Regions from separate parts of the Homo sapiens genome. Here region 1 is linked to region 2. The links are chromatin loops, found by intact Hi-C in ENCODE. Cell type or tissue: heart right ventricle. All regions are shown on one strand. Each heading gives the region's core, and the rest is flanking DNA. Links, peaks and the distances in the headings are about the cores only.

What was found. Peaks named below come from ENCODE experiments on the same cell type or tissue, not always from the same donor. Only the 100,000 strongest peaks of a DNase experiment are listed, where the experiment ranks them.
Region 1: it touches region 2 in a loop (2.0-fold over the local background); 31 of 110 quality-filtered maps call a loop at or near these places.

What each region holds. Positions count from the first base shown.
Region 1 is chr9:69,065,682-69,071,058 of GRCh38, forward strand. All of the region lies in intron 4 of FXN (frataxin), which reads left to right. Among named protein-coding and RNA genes, the nearest start is that of FXN, 33 kb to the left of the region's middle. RefSeq lists enhancers at 924-1,523, 2,774-3,273. In heart right ventricle, for the core only: a CTCF peak has its summit at 2,858; a DNase peak (open chromatin) is centred at 2,890; H3K27ac peaks cover 1,933 bases.
Region 2 is chr9:69,147,267-69,152,643 of GRCh38, forward strand. It overlaps a transcript of TJP2 not described here. Among named protein-coding and RNA genes, the nearest start is that of TJP2, 24 kb to the right of the region's middle. In heart right ventricle, for the core only: a CTCF peak has its summit at 2,464; no DNase peak of the experiment used is centred there; H3K27ac peaks cover 1,982 bases.

The DNA of each region.
Region 1 (5,377 bases), core at 61-5,060, 82 kb before region 2:
AGCAGGCATCAGGATATTAAGATCTGAAGTGAGTAGCTTATAACTTTTCCAAATCCAGCCTAGACAGTTTTCCTCTATTAAATTATTGCCCTGACTTTAAAAGAAGCTACTTTTGACCTTGTAGCGTTTGAACAAGTTGCACTTTGTCTTCAAAGCAAGTTAAAGTTTGACCTCTACTTGTTTTGAGCCTCTCAGGTAAAGGGTTATTTGAATTCCCTTTGCAGGTTGGGGTTGTGTACCCTGTGGAGGTGGTAGAGTGTTATATATTGCTGCTCCAGGGCATTTAATCCCTCCTGCCTTTTCCATTGATGTGCTTTCAATCTAGAGGAATAAAAGATTGTGTTGGAGACACAATGTGGCCTGCATAGCATCTGAAAGCCTGAGAACATGCAGGGAGAGACATCCCTCATCCCTCAGCAGCCTGGCTGCTGTTGAAGTGGTTGTAAGAAAGTAAAAGAGAAATGCCCACAAAACGTTCTCAGATCCAGTCATTCATTAGCACTTCCAAAGAGAGCATGTTGACTGTGAATTGGGAAAGGGCCAGATAAAACTAGCATAGAATTCTTTGAAAGACTAACGGTATTTGCATTTTTTAAAAATTATAACCTTACTCTACCCCCTAACATTGACATCATTTTTAGGTAATTAATATTTTCCCATTTATTATTCTGTGATCTCTAATGCTTTGTTCAGAATAAATAGTGTGTTTCCTTTCCCCACACTTTCATCCAAGAAGTGTGCTAGAGTTCAACAAAAACAGCACTAGAAATCACTGTCATTCTAGGAAGGCCCTAATTCACAGATTGTATTGGTTTTTAGACCCAGTTAGTGTGCTGGAGGTTGGAGGATTTTAACCTCTGTGGGCCAACTAGCCTCTGTGGCCTCAGTCATTCTTCCTGACCCTGGCTGTGCTTGAGCCTGTGTGTTCTTATCCTTCATCTCCGGGGGAACGAAGTGGATCAGCTCGGTCCAGCGATCACTTTTGGGGATCAGTGGCTTTGTAGATATCGGGCAGGCACTTACCCCAAAAGAACTTTCCCCATATCTGAAGACTGAAAACGTCCATATCGTATTTGGACACACTGCCCAGCAATACGCTCTAGCTGTGTTCAGAAGCATGGGAATTTGGAAAGATCTGCTGAGCATGCCGTTTACTGTCACAGATACTATCTTCCTCAAAAAAAAAAAATATATATATATATATGGGGGACGGGGCAGGTTGAGACTGGGTGAGACTGAAGAGGTGCCTTGGCCAGAGCAGGCCACACCCAGAGACCACAGGCTCCCCGGTCCACCTCAGGCCCCTCCCCTTCCTGCGCCGTTTCCGGCAGATCCAGAGTGGCCACCGCCGGATGGGAGTCGGGGGAAGGGAGGCAGAGAAGCGGGCCCTGAGGACAAGCTCTCAGTGCTTCTGTGGGAAGTGGCGGCAAGACGGCAGCTCCCAGCGGGGGATGGAGGCCGAGTCAGTCTGCTGGTCACTGGAGGCCAGGATGCTGCCTAACACAGCCGTCCCGCTCCGGGCCTCACCACCAGGGCGGCTCTCCCCACTCCCGGCCTGCTGCCCACACAGACTGCGGGGTTCCGGGGGAGCAGGACCCAGGCCGTTCTGCGCCTGTCTTCTTGGAAGGAGCAGGCCGGAGCGCGGGAGCGCCGTGTAGCTGTACCTGCGAAGGCACAGGATTCCGCGGGAAGATCCCGCAGTTTCGGGCCGTCGTCATTGTTTTTATACCTGTGGCAAATGGCATGACCAGACACACGGTTATGTCTGGAGAAACCCCTGTAGAGGAGCAGGAGGTTGTGGACATGCTGTGGCCCGGACAGTGGCTGCCGAGCAGTTGGAGCCTGCACCCGCCCAACTTGGCTAAAGAAGTCCCCATACTCTCTGTGGAAAAGATTTCCAGAAGCTGTTGTGTCAATATCAAAGCCTCAAAACAACAACAACAACAACAAAAACATGAAATTATCAACAATAAAGATCATCCTTGAGTCTGCTTTGAAAAGTAGGGTGAAATTCTGCAGAGGCATTCAACTGGCAAGATACCACCCTCATAGCCAGATCTGCAGGTCTCAGCCATCATGCCAGGGAAAATGCTCCATTCACCACTCCTCAGCTTCTGCTTCTGGTTTCAGAGGTCTCTGTATTGGAGGGGCTTTAAAGCAAGAAGGGTCTTTACCCACTTACTCTTATTCACAGATGTGAATATGCAGGTCCAGTGGGGAAAGTGACATGTCCTAAGTCAGAATAGAGTCAACAAGAAAACAGGGCCCAAAATGACTTAGCCTCTAGTGTATAATGGGCATTGATGAGCTACTGGAAATACAGAGATGAAGAAAACACAGTCCCATCTTCAAGGAGCTCAATCTAGCAAGGGAGACAGACTCTTTGTAGGTGGGACCGGGCTTCCCTGCAGCAGAAGGAAGCTTGAAATTGGTAACGAGCCTCAGAAGGGACAGAGGCAGGCCACCATGCTACCCTGAGAGGATCGCATGTGGACACGGGGCTATGACCTGGCCCTGCTTTGACCCACTAGCTGTGCTGTAGGGCCAGGTGGAGCCTGGAGTGGCCTGTGCTAAGGGGCTACTATGAGCTCTTTCCACTCCCCCAAGGCATTGCATAAATAATGTCACTTTCTGTTTGCACAGCAAAATCAGGGACACAATTTTCTAGAACATGGGGTGCCTCCCCTCCCCCCAGCCCAACAGAAGTTCTACAATGACTGATGGGCCCTTGTTTTTGTTTGAGACGGAACACCCCACAGGGTTCCGAGTGGTGATTTGTGGCCCACAGGCCACTGGCAAGTGGAGGCAGAGCTGCAGAGCCCTCGGGAGCCACAGAGGGCCTGCTGGCCGCCACGACATGCCAACTCAGCTGCTGCTGGCCCTCCTGTGGGCGGCAGTGCTAGTGATGTGCAGAATCTTAGGACTAGTGCCAAGGAACCTATAAATACCCTGGGTGACCCAGGCGTGCACTGCTGTGGTGGCCTTCACAGTCAGAAGATGACAAGCTGAGAAGGGGAGAATCGGCCCAAGGTGAGATCCACAGAAAGGCCAGGGCCAAGATGCGGCCAGCACCTCAGGCTGGTGGTGGTCTTACGTTGACCATGCCAGAGGCCAGTCCTTGATTGCTCCAAACCCTCTGTTCGAGGGTTCCAAATGAAATGAGCAGGTCCTCGTGTCAGGACCTAGGTTAGTTTCTGAAAAAGCATGAAAAGCAGGCCTCCTGAACTTCCCCGAGTGACTGATGCAAAGTGCGTCCTGCATGCTTCACAGCACCATGGAGAGGATCTTCAGGGGCAAACTGCAGACTATCTGAATGACGGCACTGACCATCAGCAAACCGCAGAGCTGCCTGACCAAGAAATTGCGAGACAGAAGCAATGCTTGCAGGCGAAGAAGAAGGGGCCAGACACAGTGGCTCACGCCTGTAATCCCAGCACTTTGGGAGGCCAAGGCAGGCGGATCACTTGAGGTCAGGAGTTTGAGACCAGCCTGGGCAACATAGTGAAACCCTGTCTCTACTAAAAATACAAAAAATTCGCCAGGCATGGTGGCAGGCACCTGTAATCCCAGCTGCTTGGGAGACTGAGACAGGAGAATTGCTTGAACCCAGGAGGCGAAGGTTGTAACGAACTGAAATCGTGCCACAGCACTCCATCCTGGGCGACAGAGTGAGACTGTCTCAAAAAAAGGAGGAGAAGAAGGAAAGGCCAAGGCAGGAATGAAACAGGCCATGAATGTTGGAGTGAAGCAACTGGCCTCCTCGTGCTAAGCGGCTACTGTGAGTTCTTTCCACTCCCCCAAGACATTGCATAAATAATGTCACTTTCTGACACTCACCCCGCTGAATGTCCTGCCTCTGCTCAAGGGTGGTATGATGGGGACTTGGCAGTGGAGGGGAACAGGGAAACCAGACATGGTGGTCTCCCCGCTTCCTGGCTACAAGTCCCTCTGAAGAAATCCAAAGGAGTAAAGAGCTTGGAGAGTAGGCCTCTGTAGGGTGCAAGGGCACAGCTGGAGACGGAGCTCCTGAGGCTGCAGCTGATGCTGCCCGCTCTGCCTGAACTGCACCAAAAACGTGATGAGGCCATAGCGGGAGTCCACGGAGGAGGATGCCTACTGCCCGACCTCTAGCAGAGACTAAGCAAGGTGCATGAAAACTTGAACCACATGTGTCACACCCATGACCACTACATGAAGATGGCCCAAAACCTGGCCCAGGAATTGAAGAAAGACTCTTCCAATTTGCTGTAAGAAAATGGCCCAGGGGGCAAGCACGGTAGCTCACACCTGTAATCCTAGCACTTTGGGAAGCTGACGCAGGCAGATGGCTTGAGCTCAGGAGTTCCAGACCAGCCTGGGCAACATGGTGAAACCCCGTCTCTACCAAAAATACAAAAATTAGCCGGGTGTGGTGATGCATGCCTGTGGTCCCAGCTACTCAGGAGGCTGAGGTGGAAGGATTGCCTGAGTCTGTGGGGCAGAGGTTGCAGTGAGCTGAGATCACACCACTGCACTCCAGCCTGGGTGACACAGTGAGACCCCATCTCAAAAAAAAAAAAAAGAAAGAAAACGGCCCAGGAAGGCTGGAGGGCCGCCGTGTCCATTGAGAGAGTGCTCCAGGCACTCCAAAAAGAAAATGACCACAATGGGAAGAAACCAGCTGACCATGAGACCAAGTTCCAACCTTTTACAAGTGGCCTGTGGCTCCTGGCGCCCCGCCCACAGCTGACAGGGGCTCAGAAGTGCTAGGGGGACCATGGGCCACCAGGGCCACCAGGAGGGAGGCAGGTAACGATGCGAGGGCTTGGATGCAGAACACCAGCTGGTTTGATTCTGTTTTCCCTGTACCTGGGTCCTGAATGCCCAGAGGCTCAGGGAAACACCAGCCAGTGCTGCTGCCTTTAAAGCACTTTTGACTGATCTCTTGTTAATTTAGCAACTGTTATTGGTTGATGCTGCAGTTGCTCTTATTGAAGTTTGATTGATAGCATTAGGATGGTAAGGCACTATTTTTCAAATAAAGGTTGTTTAATATAAAAAAAATTTTGTTTTTTTTTCTCTCAGCCTTTCACATTGGTTCAAAATATCTTTCATCTGGCTGCATTTCTGATTTTTGTTTTGTTTTTTTTTTCTTAATTTTATTTATTTTTAATTAAAAATAATTTTTTTTGTCAACATGGGGTCTCACTTTGTTGCCTAGGTTGGTCTGAAACTCGTGGCTTCAAGCAATCCTCCCACATCAGCCTCCCAAAGTGCTGGGGTTATGGGTGTGAGCCACTGCAGCAGCCTGTTTTTTTTGTTTGTTTGTTTTTTTTAATTTGACAAGTTTTCAGGTCCTGTGAAATCAGCAGTCTTACCTCCCACCTTGCGCACCCTG
Region 2 (5,377 bases), core at 198-5,197:
TTCATGTGGAAGACAGGTGCCAGTTGATGGTTGGCTGCTTGGAGTATCTAGCTAGGAGGACCTGGAGGCCAAACCTGGGCTTAGCGGGAAAGGAATATCGCAACTGATTAGGGATGTTTGTTCTGAACCTATGATTAGGGAATTGGGGAGATGCAAGCCGTGGCCTATATATTTACCATTCCTGAATTCTAGTTTAGTGTTCGAATTTTACAAGTGGGAAACTCAGCCTCATTGGAGTCATCCTGATCAAGGGCCTGGCTCTCAGACAGAAACGGGATGTTCTTAGTTTCTGCCTCAGGGTCTTTCATGAAGGGATTCGGCCTAAACAAGCTCCCATGATTCAGATGTGCAAGTTGATTGCTAGATTATTAATTTTTGTTCAGAGATAACCTCTACTAGCAATTGGAATAAGTACCCTAAATAGACCTAAATAGATCTCTGCTTCTCCTCATTTCCCCAAATCAAACCAAACAGAAGTCAAATTATTACAAAGTAGCCCTTAATAAGGGAAGTTGAATGTGCCTTTTTTTTGAGAGAGAGAACGTTTCCTTAAGCTGGATGAAATAGCATTGGATCAGAGGACGAACAAGATCTTCCTTGTACCTATAATACTCTTTGAGTTCTGTGAATACACAGGGATAAAACATTTCACTGATCACTTTTTTTTTTTTTTTTGAGACAGTATTTAGCTCTTGCTGCCCAGGCTGGAGTGCAATGGCACAATCTTGGCTCACTGCAACCTCCGCCTCCCGGGTTCCAGAGATTCTCTTGCCTCAGCCTCCCGAGTAGCTTGGATTACAGGCATGCGCCACCACGTCTGGCTAATTTTGTATTTTTAGTGGACACGGGGTTTCTCCACGTTGGTCAGGGTGGTCTCGAACTCCTTACCTTAGGTGATCTGCCCATCTTGGCCTCCCAAAGTGTTAGGATTACAGGCATGAGCCACTGTGCCTGGCCCTTTCTTTTTTATATTTTTTTTAATTTTTTTTTTTTTTTGAGACACAGTCTCAAAAAAAAAAAAGCCACAATTGGAAGTCAGGTTATAATCCAGTATTTAAAACCTCAAGGAATTCATTCATTCTTCTCATGCTTCCCCCTCTGTAATACTTTTTTTTTTTTTTTTGAGACGGAGTCACACTTTGTCGCCCAGGAGGCTGGAGTACAGTGGCAGGATCTTGGCTCACTGTAATCTCTGCCTTCCGGGTTGAAGCAATTCTCCTGTCTCCACCTCCCAAGTAGCTGGGACTACAGATACCACCATGCCTAGCTATTTTTGTATTCTCAGTAGAGATGCAGTTTTACCATGTTGGCCGGGCTAGTCTCGAACTCCTGACCCCAAGTGATCCACCCGCCTCGGCCTCCCAAAGTGCTGGGATTATAGGCATGAGCCACCGCCCCCCTCTGTAATACTTTTTCTTGCTGTCTGCAAGCAGGGATGTGCTTGGGCTTCTATTCTGCAAACTGTACAGTTGCATGATTGGCCAAAACGAATGGCTACCAACCGACAATTGACTGAGTATTGCAAGTTCATTGAAACAGAGATTGGATGATTTACACATGTGTATATTTGCCCATTGCCCAGCACATGGTAGGTGCTCAACAAATATTTTCCAGTGCTAACTCGGTTTCAGTATAGCCACAATGGAGAAAGATAGAATAAAAATAATTGATACCCAAATACTAACCTAAAATACCCAGCCACCTATGAATCTTCCTTTTGAAATCTGTAAAGTTTTTCAGCTTTAACTCATGTTACCTGACAATTTTACATTATCTCTCAATACTATTGAAATCCAAGAATATATTTTATTTCTTTCTGCCAAATGTTCTTTTAATTTAGAGGCCCTATTCAATAATAGTGTATTTTAGAAACAACTGATTGTTATTGGGGGTTTGTATACATGAAAAAACTCCTTGGATTATTATAGAGAAAGTTAAAGCCAGGATACATTAGAAATGCAGAAAACTCCTTAAATTAAAAAGCAAGCCATTTTAATAAAAGAAATAAGCTCTCCTTGGAGCTGATACCTGTAGAAAAGTTTGCATATGAAGCCAAAAGCATAACTAAGTACCTCTCGATTTGTAAGCCATTTATTTATCTTTGGAAGTAATAATAGAAACCATGTATGGGCTGGGCTTTAATCCCGTTGCTTGCTTTGTAGGATGTCCAGATGGCATAGCTTTAGCCTTTGCCTACATTTCCTGCTGATCCTGGGAGAAGGGAAATGTGCCTCCCGCCTGTACAAATAAAACTGACACCATCTTTTCTTTCTATTTCATCGTGTAGGGAGTAGAGTGTTTTGCACAGACGCCACAATATCAGTTTGTCTAGCAAACAGAAGAGTATGTCCAGAAGTGGTGAGAGGCTGCATTCTTCCTCCCACTGAAAGTTTTTCCTGTGACTGCCCGAGTGAAGCTGCCTTCACAAGCTCAACCCAGAAAGGAGCTTGCCTCCTTGTGGTATTCGAAAGGCACATGCAGGCTTCATAAGAATTTGCAGAAGGGGTATTTCTTGGGTTTTCTTGGTCTTAGGGGTAAAACGAGAAAGTATTTGCCATCTTTCCTGCTGGTGAGCAACCCATAAATATAAACACAAGCCTAGGCCAGTTGCGGTGGCTCATGCCTGTAATCCCAGCACTTTAGGAGGCCAAGGTGGATGGATCACTTGAGGTCAGGAGTTCGACACCAGCCGGGCCAACGTGGTGAAACCCTGTTTCTACTGAAAATACAAAAATTAGCCGGCCGTGGTGGCACGTGCCTGTAATCCCAGCTACCTGAGAGGCTGAGGCAGGAAAACTGCTTGAACCCAGGAGGCGGTGGTTGCAGTGAGCCGAGATTGTGCCACTGCACTCCAGCCTGGGCGACAAGTGAGACTGTCTCAAAAAACAAAACCATAAACACAAGCCAGTGTTATAAATGCTATGAAAAACAAATTCCCTTTTGGTTTAAAATGTTTTCTCTGTAGTATACTTTGGAATGGTAAATTTTATGTTATGTGTATTTTACTATAATAAAAAATTTTTTTCTTTTCTTTTTTTTTTTTTGAGACAAGAGTTTCACTCTTGTCGCCAGGCTGGAATGCAGTGGTGAGATCTCACCTCACTGCAACCTCTGCCTCCTGGGTTCCAGTGATTCTCCTGCCTCAGCCTCCTGAGTAGCTGGGATTACAGCACCTCCCCACCATGCCCAGCTAATTTTTGTATTTTTAGTAGAGATGGGGTTTCACCATGTTGGCCAGGCTGGTCTTGATCGAACTCCTGGCCTCAGGTGATCCACCCGCCTCAGCCTTCCAAAGTGCTGGGATTACAGGCGTGAGCCACCATGCCCAGCCTAAAATATTTTGTTCTAGCTATTTTCTCACCCGCTGATATTTGTTTAACCTGAAAGGCGAATTCTTATAAGATCTTGTTTCTCAGAGTGACCCTCAGGTGGACTGGTGATACCAAAGTTTAGGTGGCAATTCACTTTCTCCATTTTTTGAAGACTGAAAACAGGGGCAGCAATTCCATTATTTCTGAGAGAAATGAAAACATATGTCCACATAAACAATTGTACACAAGTGTTCATAATGACCAAAGAGTAGAAACAACCCAAACTTCCACCAACTGAAGAATAGATAATAAAATGTGGTATATCCATACAATGTAATATTATTTGGCCATAAAAAGGAATGAAGTGCTGATGTATGCTATAACATCAATGAACCCTGAATACATTATGCTAAGTAAAAGAAGGCAGTCACAAAAGGCCTCATATCATATGAGTCCATTCATATGAAATATCCAGAATAGATAAATCTATAGAGTAAAAAATTAGATTGGTGGTTGCCTAGGGCCAAGAGGCAGAGAGAGAATTGGGGGCTCAGGGAATGATGGCTAATGGTTATGGGGCTTTTCTTGTGGGGTTAATGAAGATCTTCTAAAATGGATTGTGGGCCGGGCGCAGTGGCTGACGCCTGTAATCCCAGCACTTTGGGAAGTCGAGGTGGGTGGATCACCTGAGGTCGGGAGTTCAAGACCAGCCTGACCAACATGGAGAAACCCCGTCTCTACTAAAAATACAAAATTAGCCGGGCGTGGTGGCGCATGCCTGTAATCCCAGCTTTCCGGGAGGTTGAGGCAGGAGAATTGCTTGAACCAGCAGGCAGAGGTTGCGGTGAGCCGATATCACACCATTGCACTCTAGCCTGGGCAACAAGAGCAAAACTCCGTCTCAAAAAAAAAAAAAAAGGATTGTGGTGACAGTTGCATAACTCTGTGAAGGTACTAAAAGCCATCCTAAAAACGGGCAAATTGTATGGTATGTGGACTTCAGTGCATTTCCCAAAATCTTACCATTGCAGGGAATGAGCATGTTGGATTTTTAACAACACTGTCTTTTCCAGGGTGCGAAGTACCACATTACTGTCATCTCCCTGTGAGTGGGATTGGCACCCCGGCTGCAGCTCCAGGAGCAAGTACTCCAGGAAGCACAGAGCTGTACCAGTACACGGCCCACGTTGCCAGGTATTTGCTTATTTAATCTCTCATCAACCTAGTTACTGGTCTCCCCCAAAATTTGTTCGAATAGTTACCGTTTTCACATTCTAGAGGTAGTCAGAGTTACCATTTTTGATGTTGCTGATATATACATTTTCATAGAAAATTTAATGGTAATGTCCTATTTACCAAAGAATAGAAACATCTTACCTGAATTAATGGACTGAATTGATAGGTATAACTTTGCCATGGTTGGTGAATGCTTATTGAGGATGACCTTTCTGGCATGTAAGTAAGTACAACTTCTGTGGTTCAAAATAAATGCCTAAATTGGCATTTGGTGCTGATGATGTCTGGGATTGGAGGTCATTTTAATAGGTTATATTTTTTCATTATCATTGAGGTAGTAAAATTATATAACAGTGGTAAGCACTTTGATGAAAAGATAAAGGACATCAGTCACACTGGCTTCTAAAGATTAATTATGTCCAAGCTTTTAGTGAAAGAGCTAGGAGCGAGTATTATCTATTTACTGATTCACTTTTAAGAGTGAATCAAATGAGATTTACAAGGTCTTAAATTTTGACAGATGTGGGATGCATTTGTTTTTTGTTACACTTTGACCTCTGTTTATAGGCCAGGCCATGGCTAGCTGGAATGGGGTTGTAATTTTTTTCATGTGCTTGTTTTATAATTCCTGTCTGTTGAAGTTGGCAGCCCCTACTTGGGTGGATTCCAGATAAATGTGTGAACTGGAGTTTAGTGGAGTGTGAATGGCACACTCCAGAAGAGCAGATAGTCGTTCAGATCCTAGTCCTGCTGCCTTCTAATTGTGTGATCTTGGGCACATGTCTTAATGCTTCTGAGCCTCAGATCCTTCATCTGTAAAAAGGGAACGT